Regions from separate parts of the Homo sapiens genome. Here region 2 is linked to region 1. Evidence: read pairs that join two places in POLR2A ChIA-PET (ENCODE). Cell type or tissue: HepG2. All regions are shown on one strand. Links, peaks and the distances in the headings refer to the core of each region. The heading gives the core; the rest is flanking DNA.

Region 1 (4,390 bases), core at 204-4,203:
TTCAATTAAGTGTATTTCTTTTGATTCTGAACTTCGTTGCATTTGACCAGAAGTTTCACATTAATTCTTAAAATACTTTAAATACATTAAAAGATCCTCCAGCTTTTTTATTTTTAAAGACATGGATATAGTTATCCCAAATTAGTGCCTATAATGATATTGGTTATTTAGCAACCCATCATCTAATATACAATATTTTCCTACTTATTTTATTGTCTGATTCCCTCCAATAGAATATAAGCCTTCAGGAGGGTAAGGAGTTTTGTGTCTATTTTGTATCCCTGGCATTTAGAACAGTGCCTATGCATTTGGAGGTCAAAGATATTTAAAGGAATTAAATAAATAAAGGAACTAAATTTTTCTAAGGTATTCAGAAACTCAATAACTAAAATTCACAGTTACATTTTTTATAGAAGCAGTGTATAAAGCTAAAAGTTAAGGAATTGCCAGGAAATGGCTAGTAGAAGAGATATGATGTAGTATATTTCACCACTGAGGGAAAATTGCTGCTTTTCTCCTGCAACACTATTTCTGAATATCCCAAAATGGCTTGGTAATAAAATTCTGCAAATGGAATTTAGTAGTAGAGTGATAAATCAAAGCTATTCTTTAGAAATGTTATGGCATAATTTCTCAAAGGAACTTAAAAAGTTTCCCATTGGACAAGGTTATATAAAAACACACTTAAATCATCACCAGGTATGGCCACTGAGCCTTGGATTCTAAGCTTAATACCCCGTTAACATTCTAACAGCTCTACGAGGCTGAAGAAATGTAGCAGTAACATGAAGTTAGACCAAATTTCCTAAGCCCTCGTGCAAGGGCTATGTGATGGTGTTTTCAGCATAAATTGACTTTGGAGGTCATCTACACCAATTCTCAGGTCTCCCTCCCACCTAAAATTCTATGGTTCTGTAACATATTTTGCAAGGAAAGAAAATATAGATCCCTTTGAATCAAAGGGTTTTAGTGATGAAAGATACTTTAGAGATCATTTCATTTATTACTTGCTCAAAGTCTCAGGCTGTTTTTTTAATGGAGCCCAGATTCGGTACTCAAGACTTTAGAATCTCATTTTAGTAACCTTTCTACTCTGCTATATGCATTTTCTCCTTTCGTAAAACATTATTTCTCTCAGAAGCATTCTTGGCTGTGAAACCTAAGGACCATCCAGGAATTTGTGTCATGTGACAGAACCCACACAAAAATCCAAATGGCTTTTCACTATAGTCCCACCTTCTCATTCCAAGAGATGAGAAACCAAACATTTTGTGTGTCCAGTACCTCTGTTCCCTCTGATGGTGTCCTTTTATCCAAAACCACTTTAATGGAAGGACTGGCAGTGTAGGTTTGTCAGTTATGAACTTCTCAAGCTGCAGAACTCCAGGACAGGGGCCAGCGGACATGAGGCTGGACATACAGTCCTGTCAGAGGGGTTGTAAAGGGGGAACGTTGTTCCTAACTCTCTGTATATCTATAACCAATAGAAACCTAGAATTGGTCTTTCAAAATATGGAAGTAAGACAATGTTCTATTTCAGTGTCTTTCAACTTGGCTGCGGATTGCATCACCTGGGGAACTTTTAAAGACCTTAAGGCCTAGGCCCCAACTCAGCCCAACTGAATTAGGATCTCTGGACATTGCTGTTTTGTTAAAAGCATCACAGGTGCTGCTAATGTGCAGCTACAGATAAGCTACACTGGTCTGTTTATTACATGACCTTACAGAAATAAAAAGATATAAATACAAGATAATGTCATGTGCATATCAATTGTACAAAATCATGAAAAGACTTACCGCCATCTAAATATTTACCTACCCTCAAACATTTTTAGTACAGCAAAAGCCATGCTGCTACGGGGTTATTATGGTCTGGCAACCTGGGAGAAAAAGCCTGGAAGAAAGGCACCCAGGATCATTCCAGGAATGCTAAAAGGCAAGGTAAGCAAGGAAGAAGTTCACTTACGTTGTCTTCTATCTTTCCAAGGGGAAGAAGAAAGATATTCTTAATTTTCCTCCATGAAAATTACATAATTAAATATCAAGGGATTATCATGAGCTTGGTGTTGGCAGGAGACAAGATTAAAAAGTTAATAGAAAATGAGGTGCCTGCCCTCACTTTACTTAATGTTTTATCAGTGCAATGCTTAAAAAACATCACAGCCGGGCGCAGTGGCTCACATCTGTAATCCCAGCACTTTGGGAGGCCAAGGTGGGTGGATCACGAGGTCAAGAGATTGAGACCATCCTGGCCAACATGGTGAAACCCTGTCTCTACTGAAAATACAAAAAATTAGCTGGGCATGGTGGTGCGCATCCGTAGTCCCAGCTACTTGGGAGGCTAAGGCAGGAGAATCGCTTGAACTTGGGAGGTGGAGGTTGCAGTGAGCCGAGATCGCGCCACTGCACTCCAGCCTGGTGACAGAGTGAGACTCCGTCTCAAAAAAAAAAAAAAAAAAAAGTCACTAGGTTGACCATCAAGAGCTTCTGGACTCTATCAGTTGAGTGAGACACTCCTATAATATAAAACAGGCACTTTCACAGAGGTTGTTTCCTCTTTAGAACAGTAACGAACTCACTTTTTCAATCACATGCTCAACCTACTATGTGTTGCTAAACGCCAGCTCCCCAACACTGAGGTATCTCTGAAAGAATCAAGGCAAGCTGTGTAGACACGTCCACACAGAGGCATGCTAACAGAATATACTGAATGATAACCTCATGAAATTAAAAAAAAAAAAAAAAAAGCAGCCATACCTAAAAGAAATCAGGTCAGGCCTAATGAGAATCAGCTGGTAGGCTTTACCTATTCCTACTATTCTATTCTCTGTTGGCTTTTTTTTTTCTTGGAAACTTGTAATCATAAGTACATTTTCTTCAAAAAGATGAATAAGGAAATGGGAAATAACATATTTCCTATGTTTTCCCTAAGGTAGACCTGTCGTAACACAGATTCAGAAAGAAAAATCAGTAAGAAGGGGTTTCTCCATGTAATCCACAGTTTTCCCCCTGCTTTGAAACAGAAATCATCGTTCACTACAGAAGTATCTGTAAGCAAAACACACTTTATCCTCTCTAGGGAGGAGAAAGGGTTAACTAGCTACAGTCACCAGCAGGACCACCACAGAGCAGGACTGGCTGGGCCCAAACCTGCTCCCCCATCCCTTCAACTCCTCTAACTCACAGCTCCTTGTTTTTTTTCTTTCTTACCTTCCTCGTAATTCTCTCATGTAAACCTCATGCCCAGTGATGTTTGCCCAATTTCTGGGAAAAGATAAAGCTCCAGAAACAATTTGATTTTCCTCTAACATTTCAAAATATTTCAAGTCAAAACCTGAACCTTGGAAAAAAAAAAGGAAATCTTTGAAAACAGCTTCAATCACTGTCCAGGTTCACAAATATCTAGTTACCAGACTCATAGTTTTCCTACTTTAAACAATGAAGAACTATCAGACAAAAGAAGAAATGTTGAAAAATTTAGATGACAATGAATTTCATTGCTGCTTGCTCTCAGGGAGTGTTATTGCTAACTTAGTAAACAAAAAGGGAGCTTGTCACAGATGAATGAACATTTCAAAACTGGCTGCAAATAAAGACCCAAATGCCTGGTTGGTTTGCTTGTTCCTTATCAGCACTTCCCATTGATCTTCTCTTTAAAAGTTTAGGAAATTCACTCGGCTAGGCAGAGTGGCTCACGCATGTAATCCCAGCACTTTAGGAGGCCGAGGCAGGTGGATCACGAGATCAGGAGTTCGAGACCAGCCTGACCAACATGGTGAAACTCTGTCCCTACCAAAAATACAAAAATTAGCCGGGCGTGGTGGTGGGCCCCTGTAATCCCAGCTACTCTGGAGGCTGAGGCAGGAGAATCGCTTGAACCCGAGAGTCAGAGGTTGCAGTGAGCCAAGATCATACTCCAGCCTGGGTGACAGACAGACACTCCGTCTCAAAAGAAAGAAATTCACTCATTCACTCATGCATTCCTTCATTCCATAGATATCATACTGGATGACTTCTTGCGCCTTTCACTACAAAGGAGGAAAGATACGTACTTGAGGGATTATGAAAATAGTATACATAGTAGGTGTGTGCGAGTCAACTCATTTAAGAAAATCATTAGTAGGTTGCTTTTAAGCATCTCTAGAATTATTTTTCCTTTAAAAAGCTTGATTTGCTGATAGAATACTATATGAATTTAGTTGTTTCCTATTCTATTCTTGAGTCCAGTAACAACAGAAATGCCTTATCTTAATAGCCCTGGCATTCTCCTCCCGGCTATATTCAATGGAGTAAACGTTATCTATTTGTATGTTAACATCAATCAGTAATCACTTCCACTTGTCCTGTGGGAGCACAGAGGGCCTCCTCTATTGGGTCCTGCACCTACATT
Region 2 (4,390 bases), core at 141-4,140, 150 kb after region 1:
GAACACTCGACTGGTAAGAGAAGAACGCCTCAAGTGAGCATGCATACAACTTCAGTAAATACACTGTGCATGCAGCCCCTCCCAACTGCTAGCAAGCAACTGCAGACACTCCACCCCAGAGGAAGAATCAGCGGAGAAAGGATGCAACTGTTATCAATAAACCTTCACTCCTGCTCTAAAACTTGCTTCGGTCTCTCACTCTGCCTTATGCCTCTCAGTTGAATTCTTTCTTCTGAGGAGGCAAGAAGTGAGGTTGCTGAAGACCTGTACAGCTTCACAGCCAGTAACATTGCCACATAGAAGACAGCTCCCCTGAAGAGCGTCCGGATGCAAAATGTTTTAGTAAGAAAGAAAGAAAGTGTTGTGTTAAACTACGAAGTTTTTGTTGGGGTTTTGTTATTGCAGCAAAAGCTGCAATAACCATCCTGATGGACACATTAGAGTAAGTGCATGACACAGATTTTAGAAGGAAGAAAAGATACCAGGAAATGCAAAAGAGGGTGACTGCATCAAACGGCAGTCTGGGATGTGAGGGACAGGTGCTGCCTGCAGTACACACAACAACTAAAATCATTAATCCACTTTCCTTTGTCTTGTGTTTAGCCTTATATTCCCAAAGCTATTATAATTGTTTAAATAGAAGCTTCTACATTTATTACAATCATTACAAAATGAAACTGGTTTTGACTTTCACAATTTCACTTCTCACCTGAGCAATACCTTCTCATATGTATCCTTTGACCAAGGCAGAGGTCACTATTTAAAGCAGGTAGTTTTGAAAATATTATGCTAATCAGCAATCAACACATTTGTAACTCTCCACCCCCTAAAGCAGACCAGGTGGATGGTTACTCAAGCCTTTGCAACAGTTCCCCTTTTCTTCTTATGGGAAGTGGGGAATGTGAGAACTTAAATATTCTAAAAAAAATTAATAGATTGGGTGGGGTGAGGGCTTCTCTGACAGTTTTAACATGCAGAGGTGTGCTTCAATCATCCAAACTCCTGAAAAGGGCATCAAGCACCCTCTCCCATTCCAAATGGAGCCCTCAGCTGGGGCCAGGCAAACTGATGGTTTGGTGCCAGGATGAAGAAACAGGAGTGCTGTGCTGGGAAACAATGACAGCAAACAAGCGCCTGAGCTGATTCAGAGAAGAGAGACTGGGAAAACAGCCCACCAGAGAAGCCTCCAGGAGAAAAGCTCGGGAGAGGAGAACAAGACAACAGGAACCACAAAGCCAAAGGAAACCTAACCCAAAGTGAAGATGGATAGCTCATCCAAGGGGAAGTAAGGAGATGAATCTTCACAAACCAGGAAGAAGGCCGATCAGAGACTTCTGAAGACCAAACCAGAGAAGGAGATGGTAAGCACAGAAAGTGGACCTGAGTCTCTGAACTGGAAAAACTCCTTTCCCAGCTAGGGGGACAGGGAGAACATTCACTCTAGACTGGAGGTGAAAACAAGATGGATTTGCGGGAACCATCCTTGCCCCAGGGTCTGAGCCTGGAAAAGGGATTCCTGTATGTCTGGGTCCCCCAGCCCCCACAGCCCTTCCTCCACACTGAGCTCCTCCTTGTTCCCTGACCAGGGCTTGGATTCTCTTACCAGGGTATTCCGCACTAGAACCCCCTCTCCTCTTCCCTCTGGTCCGTTCCCCCTAAGAGGTGATGCACAGGCATGGCCACTTCCTGGAAGCCTTCAACTGGGAATGCTCTACCTCCTTCCTGGCAGATTTGGGCTCCTGTCCTCTGGGCTTCCATTTGCTTGTCTTCTCCAGGTACCCAGCAACCAAGCTTTACTGGAGAAATGACCAGAAAGAAGAGAAAATGGAGCAAAACCAAAGGGTTCATACACTTGAACTTGTGCCACACTGAGTAACACGAGGTGACTTATCATTATGGCCTCAGCTGCATGAGGTCATCCCTTGACTCCCTCACACATCCATGTTTTCTGACATATAAATATAAGAAAACCCAGTGTATTACTCTGTTTTCACACTGCTGATAAAGACATACCCAGGACTGGGCAATTTACAAAAGAAATAGGTTTAATGGACTTGTTCCATGTGGCTGGGGAGGCCTCAGAATCATGGCAGAAGGTGAAAGGCACATCTCACATGGCAGCAGACAAGAGAAAAGAGCTTGTGCAGGGAAACTCCCCTTTTTAAAACCATCAGATCTCATGAGACTTATTCACTATCATGAGAACAGCACAGGAAAGATCTGCCCTGTGATTCAATTACCTCCCACCGGGTTCCTCCCACAACACGTGAGAATTCAAGACGAGATTTGGGTGGGGACACAGCCAAACCATATCATTCCACCCGGCCCCTCCCAAATCTCATGTCCTCACATTTCAAAACCAATCTTTCCTTCCCAACAGTCCCCCAAAACATTAGCTCATTTCAGCATTAACTCAAAAGTCCACAGTCCAAAGTCTCATCTGAGACAAGGCAAGTCCCTTCTGCCTATGAGCCTGTAAAATCAAAAGCAAGTTAGTTACTTCCTAAATACAACGGGGGTGAAGGCATTGAGTAAATACAGCCATTCCAAATGGGAGAATTGGCCAAAACAAAGGGGCTACAGGCCCTGTATCAGTCCAAAATCCAGCAGGGCTGTCAAATCTTAAAGGTCCAAAATGATCTCTTTTGACTCCATGTCTCAAATCCAGGTCATGCTGATGCAAGACAGGGCTCCCACAGCCTTGGGCAGCTCCACCCCTGTGGCTTTGCAGGGTATATTCCCCTCCAGGCTGCTTTCACAGGCTGGTGTTGAATGTCTATGGCTTTTCCAGGGGCACAGTGTAAGCTGTTAGCAGATCTACCATTCTGGGGTCTGGAGGACAGTGGCCTTCTTCTCACAGCTCCACTAGGTGGTAGAGAGCTGTCCCCCAGTAGGGACTCTGTTTAGGGGCTCCCACCCCACATTCCCCTTCCACAATGCCCTAGCAGAGGTGCTCCATGAGGGCCCTGCTCCTGCAGCAAACCTCTGCCATTTCCATACATCTTCTAAAATCTAGGCAGAGGTTCTCAAACCCCAATTCTTGACTTCTGTGCACTCACAGACTCAACACAACGTGGAAGTTGCCAAAGCTTGGAGCTTCCACCCTCTGAAGCCAAAGCCTGAGCTCTATGTTGGCCCCTTTCAGCCATGGCTGGAGCAGCTGGGACACAGGACACCAAGTTCCCTAGGCTGCACACAGCACATGGACCCTGGGCCCAGCCCACCAAACCACGTTTTCCTCCTAGGCCTCTGGGCCTGTGATGGGAGGGGCTGCAGTAAAGGTCTCTGACACCTTGGACCTTTTTCTGCTTCACAACAGAAAAACCCTGGAGATATTTTTCCCATTGTCTTGGGGATTAACATTAGGCTCCGCATTACTTATGCAAATTTCCGTAGCTGGCTTGAATTTCTCCTCAGAAAATGGGATATTCTTTTCTATCACATTGTCAGGCTGCAAATTTTCCAAACTTTTATGCTCTGCTTCACTTATAAAACTGAATGCCTTTAACACCACCCAAGTCACCTCTTGAATGCTTTGCTGCTTAGAAATTTCTTCTGCCAGATACCCTAAATCATCTCTCTCAAGTTCAAAGTTCCACAAATCTCTAGGACAGGGGCAAAATGCCACCAGTTCTTTGCTAAAACATAACAAGAGTCACCTTTGCTCCAGTTCCCAACACATTCCTCGTCTCCATCTGAGACCACCTAAGCCTGGACTTTATTGTCCATATCACTACAAGTATCTTGGGCAAAACCATTCAACAAGTCTCTAGGAAGTTCCAAACTTTCCCAAATTTTCCTGTCTTCTTCTGAGCCCTGCAAACCGTTCCAACCTCTGCCTGTTACCCAGTTCCAAAGTCGCTTCCACATTTTCAGGTATCTTTTCAGTAGTGCCCCCACTCTACTGGTATCAATTTACTGTATTAGTCCGTTTTCATGCTGCTGATAAAGACATACCCTGGACTGGGCAATTTACAAAAGAAAGAGGTTTAATGGACTTACAGTCCGCATGGCTGGAGAGGCCTCACAATCACGGAGGAAGGTAAAATGCACGTCTCACATGGTGGTAGACAAGGGAAAAGAGCTTCTGCAGGGAAACTCCCCTTTTTAAAACCATCAGATCTCATAAAATTTATTCACTATCACAAGAACAGCACAGGAAAGATCTGCCCCCATGATTCGGTTACCTCCCACCGGGTTCCTCCTACAACACATGGTAATTCAAGATGAGATCTGGGTAGGTATCAACCCAACTACCCAGAAAGAGAGGGAAAAAAATTCCAGGGTTGATTTTTCCTCATAGAGAATTTTTCTTATACCTAAAGAATTGTAACAACAGAAAATTTGAGATTGGGGGCTTGTTTTGTCTTTATATATTTCATTTATTAAG

The links. ChIA-PET counts read pairs that join two places held together with the same protein. Peaks named below come from ENCODE experiments on the same cell type or tissue, not always from the same donor. Only the 100,000 strongest peaks of a DNase experiment are listed, where the experiment ranks them.
Region 2: POLR2A ChIA-PET joins it to region 1 with 8 read pairs; 3 of 35 experiments call an interaction of 5 or more read pairs at or near these places.

The regions. Positions count from the first base shown.
Region 1 is chr7:22,186,324-22,190,713 of GRCh38, forward strand. The region is part of intron 11 of RAPGEF5 (Rap guanine nucleotide exchange factor 5); the gene reads right to left. Among named protein-coding and RNA genes, the nearest start is that of RAPGEF5, 170 kb to the right of the region's middle. In HepG2, for the core only: no CTCF peak of the experiment used is centred there; no DNase peak of the experiment used is centred there.
Region 2 is chr7:22,339,091-22,343,480 of GRCh38, forward strand. All of the region lies in intron 1 of RAPGEF5 (Rap guanine nucleotide exchange factor 5), which reads right to left. Among named protein-coding and RNA genes, the nearest start is that of RAPGEF5, 16 kb to the right of the region's middle. In HepG2, for the core only: no CTCF peak of the experiment used is centred there; a DNase peak (open chromatin) is centred at 2,371.